2 separate regions of the Homo sapiens genome follow, and region 2 is linked to region 1. Evidence: chromatin loops called from intact Hi-C (ENCODE). Cell type or tissue: Caco-2. All regions are shown on one strand. Links, peaks and the distances in the headings refer to the core of each region. The heading gives the core; the rest is flanking DNA. Region 1 overlaps MIR4300HG (MIR4300 host gene). Region 2 has its middle 120 kb from the start of MIR4300HG.

Region 1 (4,398 bases), core at 116-4,115:
ATGTACACTTATACACAGTTTTCTAGTGCTACCATAACAAATTACTATCAACTTAGTGGCATAGAAGAACACAAATTTATTTTCTTACAATTTTGTAGGTCAGAAGCCTGACAGGTTTTTATTGAGCTAGAATCAAGGAATCAGAAGGGACGTGTTTCTTTCTGTTGGTTCTAGGAGTGAATCTGGGTGTGGGGTTTTTTGTTGTTGTTGTTTTGTTTTTGTTTTGTTTTGTCTTGTTTTATTTTGTTTGCCTCTTCCACTAGAAACTACCAGCATTTTTTGGCTCACGGTCCCCTTCATCAGTCTTCAAAGCCACCAGTATAGCATCTGGCCCAGATTTGTATTCCTGTATCTTTCTCTGACCACAGCTAACAAAGATTCTCTATTTTTAAGGGCTCATATGATTAGATTGTGCCACGAAAATAATCCAAGTTAATCTCCACATTCCAAAGTCCTTAACTTAATCACACCTACAATGTCCCTTTCGCTATGTAAAACAGTCACAATTTCCAGGGATTAGGACTTGGATATCTTTGAGGGGCATTATACTGTGTATCACTGTCTGGATTACACTAATAGCCTGATAACTGATGTTTCCACATCTACTTTTTCTCTCTCCATGTATCCTCCCACGTGCCAACAAAATACTCTTTCATAGTACCAATGCACTCACTAAAATCTTTCAATAGTTTCCACTAGTCTCCAGATACAGCACGCAATTGTGTTAGATGGACCAAGCACAGCAAGAGAGAGTCCAGGTGAGAAAGCTATTTGGCCAAACAAACATATAGAAAAAAAGCTCATCATCACTGATCATTAGAGAAATGAAAATCAAAACCACAAGGATATACCATCTCGTGCCAGTTAGAATGGCAATTATTTAAAGTCAGAAAACAACAGATGCTGGTGAGGCTGTGGAGAAATAGGAACACTTTTACACTGTTGGTGGGAGTGTAAATTAGCTCAACCACTGTGGAAGACCAAGTGGTGAATCCTCGAGGATCTAGAACCAGAAATACCACTTGACACATTAATCTCATTACTGGATATATACCCAAAGGATTATAAATCCATTCTACTATAAAGATATATGCACGCATATGCTTATTGCAGCACTATTTACAAAAGCAAAGACTTGGAACCAACCCAAATGCCCATCAATGATAGACTGGATAAAAAAAATGTGACATATATATATATATACCATGGAATACTATGCAGCCATAAAAATGGATGAGTTCATGTCCTTTGCAGGGACATGGATGAAGCTGGAAGCCATCATTCTCAGCAAACTAACACAGGAACAGAAAACCAAACACTGCATGTTTTGGTTTTATGTTATGTTGTTTTTTTTTTATGTTATAGTTTTTTATGCTATGGTTCCAACTCATAAGTGGGAATTGAACAATGAGAACACATGGACACAGGAAGGGAAACATCACACACCAAGACCTCTCGGGGGTGAGGGGCAAGGGAAGGCAAAACAGTAGGACAAATACCTAATGCATGGAAGGCTTAAAACCTAGATGATGGGTTGATAGGTTCAGCAAACCACCATGGCACATGTATACCAATGTAACAAACCTGCACATTCTGCACATGTATCCCTGAACTTAAAATAAAAACAAACAAAGCTATTTGGGCCACTGTGCACATTTGTATAAGGTCTCATATTTCTTAAAATCATCACATGAGACTATTGCTACTTGTTTTTTTTACCATAAGATCACCACTTTGCCAGTAAAAATAATTTAAAATACAATGTAACTGTAAACTTTTTTTATGAATTTTTAAAAATATTCTAGGAGACTCAAAACCAAGAGCCACATCTAAGAAGCCCTATTCCTTATAGTTTATAAGTCTCTACCCAGGTTGCTAACTGCCTCTCAGCCTTACCTCTTAACTCTGGACACTCTGTGCTGTCTATTTGTCCTACTATGAACCCCAACCTTCTTAAACTCCTTCCAATAGCACATATCAAATGAAACAGGAGGTGTGGTCCACGCAAGATGGAAAAAGCACATTTGCGAAGTTTTCCTCCAGAGTTATCTGGCCTGAATTTAACACAGCTTCAAACCCTGAGGTAAGTACTGCACTACAGAAAGAGCTCTAGGGAAACCCCTCCTGTTCTGGAAGGAGGACCTAGAAGGAAATTCTCATACCCACAGAAAGAGTGCAGAAATCACCCTATTTTCTTCTTTTTTCCCTCCATTTCTCATACTCCAACTCCCAAGTAATCCCATGGGGATGCGGGTAAGAGTGGAAGACAGCCACCCATAATGGAAGGCCACAGGAGCCAAAACTCTGAGGCAGTCTAGTTTTCCTCTCCCTTTACTGAGGAAGCAGTTCCAACAGGATGGGACCACGCTGTAAAAGAGAGCACCTGGGAATCACAGTACTAGGGAGATTACAAAGAGGAGCCTGGGCAAGTGGCCTCATAAAGTTGTTTATGAGCTCTGGGCTCACCCATGCCATGATGGGAACCTAACTAACATACCTAAAAGTTTGAGAACTAAACTACAGGTAAACTACTGCCCAGGACCCAGACTGTCCACTGGGTGGTGCACTTGGAAACAGATGTGAAGCGCTCTACAAAGGCTTCGCAGTTTGACTTTGGAATCCCAGCGCACAGAAGCAGGTTTGGAACATGCAGCATGAACCTAACTGGATAAATTGCCTGCTAAAACAAAAACATCAACATTTTCCACAGCATTTAAATTAAGACCCAGACTCTTGACATAATATTTAAAATGTCCAGGATTCAATTAAAAATTCCTCAACCTTGAAAGGTTAAACTCTCATGGGAAAAGACACTCAGCAGATGCCAAAGTCAAGATGACTCAAATATGGCAATTATCATCAAAAGATTTTAAAGGAGCCCTTATAAAAACCAAATGAGCAATTTCAAATATTTTTGAAACAAATGTTAAAAGAGAATGTTTCAGCAACTAAAAACATATGAAGACAAAAATTAAAATACAAGAGCTGAAAAATCCAATAACTGAAATTAAAGAAAAAAACTCACTAAATGTACTCCATAGCAGAATGTAATTGACAGTAAAAAGAGCCAGTAAACTTGATTATAAATCAGTAAGAATTATGTAATCTAATCAACAGAGAAAAAAGTATGAACAGATTCTGAGGAATTTAAGAGACAATAACAAAAGATCTAATATTCATTTCATTGGAGTTAAAGAAGAGAAAGAATACTGAAAAAGTATTTGAAGGAATTACGGCTGAAACTTCCCCAAGAAGTTGAATACAGGAGAAACCCATAAGTCTACACTGAAAGAAAAGGAAGGAAAAAGGAAAGGCTCATATTGTAGAAGATGAAACACTATATTTAAAAAAAAAAATATGATTTTCAAAAATTATCAATGACTGCTAAAATTCATTGAGAGAAAGTTTATTGAGGAATGGTTATTTACATAATGTCAAAGTATCTCCTCACAAAGTACTTTTTTAGTTACAAAGAAAATAATACTAACTTTATAGCGCAGAAATCTGATAGACAACACTTTAATCAAGTAATTAATGTTAACATAAATGTGATTGGGATAAACTAACACCATTTAGTCTTCTGAGATGATGTACTGAGAATCACACAACATCGTATCTTGTCATTTCTACCAAAAGTTTATAACATGAATCTAAGCATTGGAAAATATTATATAAATGCGAATTGAAAACATTTAAAAAAAAAACTTTCACATGTTCTTCACAACTGTCAAGGTCAAGAAAGACAAAGAAAGTTTGTGGAACTGTTTCAGAATAAAGCAGACAAAGAAGACACGACAACTAAATGGAATCTACATTATAAGATTGTATCTTGAACTTGGTAAAAATAAAAACAAAAAAGAATGCTATTGAGACAATTGATGGAATTTGAATTTGTACTATGGATTATGTAATAGTGTTGTATCATTGTTACATCTTCTTAATTAAATAAGTATATTATGGTTTTTACTTGTACTTAGGATACACATGCTAAAGTATTTAGAAATAACCATGATGTCTCTCCAATTTACTCTCAAATCATTCAGAAAATGAGAATATGTATATGTTCATGTCCATGTGCGTCCATGTGTGCATGATAGAAAGTACATTTCTTCAGGGAACATCAAACGGATCTATCATGTCCAAATAGATCTTAGATACAAAGAAAAAATGTGGGGAAAGGGCCTATTGGAGGGTAGAGGATGGGAGGAGTGAGAGGATCAGGAAAAATAACTAATGGGTACTACTAGGCTTAATATCTGGATGATGAAATAATCTGAACAACAAACCCTCAAGACACAAATTTACCTATGAAACAAAGCAGCACATGGACCCCTGAAAATAAAATAAACATTTTTAAAAAACTGAGTGAAAAGAATTGGAATTAGAAAGACTAGCTTT
Region 2 (4,398 bases), core at 313-4,312, 210 kb after region 1:
TTGGTGCCCTTCCCTTTAATTCTCTCTTTTCCTTCTTACTTATACATTGCCCCATCACCTAGAATTTATTTTCTCCCAACTTACACCTACCACCAGGGAGTGTCTGAGACAAGATTCAGACCCAAAGATAGCTGATTTCAAAATTATGTTCCATCTACTTTATCATGCTGCCACTCAAGACATAGCAATCACAGCTATGCTTATGACAAATGTTTGAATGCCCCTTTTACAGTTTCCAAAGCATGTTGATATCTTATAGTATCTTATAGCCAGGCCAATGCTTAGGAACATTAATTGCATGGTATATGACCTTTGCTGTGGATGTCACCACCTCTACCCCTCCTGGAAATACCTGAAACATCAGAAATATCTTCTAACCACAAATTTACCTCAAGACAAATATAAAGTTCAGAAATCATATAAAACAATGGTCAAGTTGGTAGTGTTGCACAGATTCCCAAAATCCCCCAAGCTGCCTAAACTTCCATCTATGTCCTTCACTTCACTCAGAAGGCTGAGGAAAGAGGCAGCTTCTTGTGTCTTTTTTCCCAGAGCCTCAGTTTTAGGCACTGTCTGGATTTCTCCTCCCACAGCTCTCCCTGATTACTGTCTGTGGCATGGTGTCAGTTGTGCACATGATTCCCTGGGTCATTTTAGAAGATGTTGTTCTTCTTTCATTTCCTCCTTGTGAAAGGAACACAGAGTAATCACAGGTTTTTTCCCCCTTCTGGATGCCATCCAGTTGTTCTTAGCTCATAAGCGTCTTTTTCCTGTGCAGCTGTTCCTCTTTTTAAGACAGTCACCTCAGGCTTCCTTTGACATGGCTTCTCCTAATAAGATTTTCAGCGCATCCGTCCACATCTCTGAATTACAGCTACATTAGGCTATAGCCAATGCTCAGGAAAATCCTCTGAGGGGGCTGGTGTAGGGATTATTACCATGATGATAAGCATTTGATCAAAGAAAAAACCAAGTCAATGATTTTTCCAGATTCACATTGTCATTAAGTGACCAGAACAAAAACTGGATCCTAGATTTTCTAGCAACAGATCTTTCGGCTTATCCACTGCAACATCCTCATGTATAACAGCAAAAACATCAAAAAGAACTGCTTACCATTTGCTTAACACTGGCCTAAGTTGCTATTACATACTAGCTTGTTTAACCCTCAAGACAATCCTTTTCTCATGGAATAGGAAAATAATGATGCCATCTACATTTTACATATGTGGAAACTGAGGTTCAGAGAGGTTATGTGCAACCTGCCCCAAGTTGCATAATTAGGAACTAGTGGAGCTGAGATATGACCCAGTCATAAGTGATTGCTCTACCATGGTGCAAAATTAACTGTTATTCTAAGAAGACATTCCCAGTCCTTGGTCTTATTTGTGATATTATGTTGGCAGAATTTACTTTCCAGACCCACATGACTCATATGGCACTTGTCTTCCATGTTCATCTGCCATTGTATAAAATTTTAATTACCTTCTGGAAACATAGTTACTTCTCTATCCTTTTCTTCTCAAGTAATATCCAAACATTTATTTCAGGCAAATTCTCACTTGAAAACTGTCTCACAGATATTATGAATATAGGTAATCTGCAATATCTTCAGGCCAGCAACATGTTTATAAAAAGGAATAGATTTAGTATCTATTGAATGTTCACCCTGCACCATCTAGTTTATATGACTCACATGGTGTGCACAACCACTCTATAAACTAGGTATCATAAACCCATTTTGCACATGAAGAAACTAAGTTTCAGGAAATTTAAGTAACTCACCTAGAATCACACAACTTCCAAATGGCAAAAAAAAAAAAAAAAAAAATCAGATTCAGATTCAGATTTGCCTGACTCTAAAGCAGAATACTCTTTCCGCCACACTGCATATGAACTGACTACAACAATGAACGTGAAAAGAGCTGAAAATTAGCTTTTAAGCAACAATACAAAATTTCCAGACTGAGTCTTTTGCATTTCATCAGGATTTTAATTTTTTGTCCCTCTCCTCCCAAGACTTCACAAGCCCACTTAGACATTCTTCTCTGTAAAGCAGGGATATTTTTAATATTAATAACAAAAAAGAAGCCAAATACCCATAACTACAAAGTACCAGAAAACAGACATCAGAATTCATCTAATTTGTTAGAAGGACTATTTATTACCTTGTACTGAGAAAATCAGGTTTCCTGTGTATATTGCTGGGGGCAAACTAAGAAGATTTCAAAGTTAATTTCCCTTCATAAATAATACATTGCCAAGCCTGAAACACACAGGCTTTTGCCTCCAGACTTCATCTTTGGGCTACTGACGCCATCTGTGGGGCCCTGTGCTGCCTACAGCAGTGACTGGAGTTGTGAAAGTTGCATCCCGCACACACCCAGCCTGTGTGATTGTGGCTCTCTCGACCAGAAAGGAATGAAGCTTAATGTCACACCAGATGTCCTTTAAAGGGATTCATTTCAAAAGACTGCTCTTGTTTTTCTTCAAAAAGGATGACTTGTTCCTAACAGACTGTGCATAAGGCAGGGAGATCTCCCTGCGGAGAATTCAGTGAAGAAAATGTGTTGCTACCACAAAAATAAGGCAGGAAAAAACCAGGAGCCAGAAAAGAATACTTTGTCCGAGACAGTCTATGAAATTAATGAGAAAGAGAATGTAGCACTCTGCAACGCAGCCAGTACAAACTCAGTACATCCCAATTGAAAGCCTCATCCCTCAGGCAATATGGGAGGCATTTTCACTTCTTCAGGGCTTTCACCCTGGTTCATAGATAGGCTTCAGGGGCTCTGTATTAGTCTGTTCTGGCAATGGGTAATACTATAAAGAAATAGCTGAGACTTGGTAATTAATAAAGACAAGACGTTTAATTGGCTCATGGTTCTGCAGGCTGCACAGGAAGCATGGCTGGGGAGGCCTCAGGAAACTTACAATAATGGTGGAAGTCAAAGGGGAATCTGGGGCATCTTTACATGTCCTGAGCAGGAGGAAGAGAGAAGAGGGGGAAGGTGCTACACACTTTTAAGCAAACAGATCTCAAAATAACTCACTCACTATCATGAGAATAGCACCAAAGGTGGAAATCCACCCCCATGATCCAATCACCTCCCACCAGGCCCCACTTCCAACACTGGGGATTATAATTTGACATCAGATTTGGGCAGAGACACAGACCCACACCATATCGGCTCTGTAAACCCCCTGAAATTTTATGTAAAATGGCTTTCCATGTGCTTTATTATTCTTCATGGCAGATTTGTGGAGTTCACTAACTTGTCAAAGTTTCAACACACTAAAGGGTTAATAACCACTGACATTATTGCCTAAGAAGACAAAATCATATAGGCAAATAGTATGGATTTTGGAGTTATACAGGGTAAGGATGAGCCTCCCTGCCAGTGTTTAGTTGTGTGACCTTGAACTTACACACACAGACACACTTAGATTTTCTGCCTTAGATTCCCCATTTTAGAGAGGCAGATTAACTGTACCAGGAGAAGAGAAATGGCTTGTCAGAGGTTAGCTACCAGGAGATGAGGGAGCCAGAGCTCTAGCGAGGTGTGTTTCCCAAAGCCTAACAACTGCTTCTCTAGCTTCCACATTCCCCCCCTGAAAACTCCATGCTGCCTGGTTCATCAGCAACAACGAAGAATAGTTCTTTAAACAGAGCCTGTTTCTTGGGTTTGCAACCTGTGCAGTCCTGCAGGGCTCCATGCTCATAAGGGCCCATGCACTTGGGGTTTAATGCTCTACAGCAATTGTCTTGAAATTTTTAATAATTTTGTCTTTGAATTGGCTTTTTAAAGTAAAGCATGATGGGACAATGGAGCATGGGCTGGTGGGAGCTTGATGCATCAGCTCACACAGGGTCCTCCCTCCTGCCACTTCCTCACTTCCTCAACATATTCTCAGGCTTCCTCTTCAGTCCCTTTGTCCCTATCCCACATCATCCCTGATCCTTCTTTTCCCACCCCAGCCTGCTGTTGACCTCCAACAAAAGGTCTCAAGGCCCAGTTCTCTCCACCCCCCTCCACCTCCTTCAGGGGCCTTGGTACAGGCAAGGTGAAGGTCTGCATTGTGGGGTGGTGTCTGGTAGTAGAGTAAGTCAGCAACCATCTCTGCTCTGGGCTAGCAACACCACAGGGAGTTTAGAGGTAATTTGGAGATGGTCCCCCACCCATCCCCAATCCTGGTACCAGGCAAGTTCCTGAAAGGAGGTTGAAAACCTTTAGCGGTTGCCCTTCACTACTGATTAGGGCAGAAGACACAGGAGAAGAAGAGATTGACTACTATGCCCTGCTAGGGCTTCACATGTTTATTTTGCATTGGGCCCCAAAAATTACATAGCTGTCACTGTCCTTAAAGGAGTGTATATTTTTAACATGGAAGAATAAA

The links. A loop is a pair of places that touch in the nucleus more often than their neighbours do. Peaks named below come from ENCODE experiments on the same cell type or tissue, not always from the same donor. Only the 100,000 strongest peaks of a DNase experiment are listed, where the experiment ranks them.
Region 2: it touches region 1 in a loop (19-fold over the local background); 3 of 110 quality-filtered maps call a loop at or near these places.

Annotation. Positions count from the first base shown.
Region 1 is chr11:82,312,733-82,317,130 of GRCh38, forward strand. All of the region lies in intron 3 of MIR4300HG (MIR4300 host gene), which reads right to left. Among named protein-coding and RNA genes, the nearest start is that of MIR4300HG, 89 kb to the right of the region's middle. In Caco-2, for the core only: a CTCF peak has its summit at 2,547 (motif pointing right); a DNase peak (open chromatin) is centred at 2,559.
Region 2 is chr11:82,520,947-82,525,344 of GRCh38, forward strand. No RefSeq gene overlaps it. Among named protein-coding and RNA genes, the nearest start is that of MIR4300HG, 120 kb to the left of the region's middle. In Caco-2, for the core only: no CTCF peak of the experiment used is centred there; a DNase peak (open chromatin) is centred at 2,333.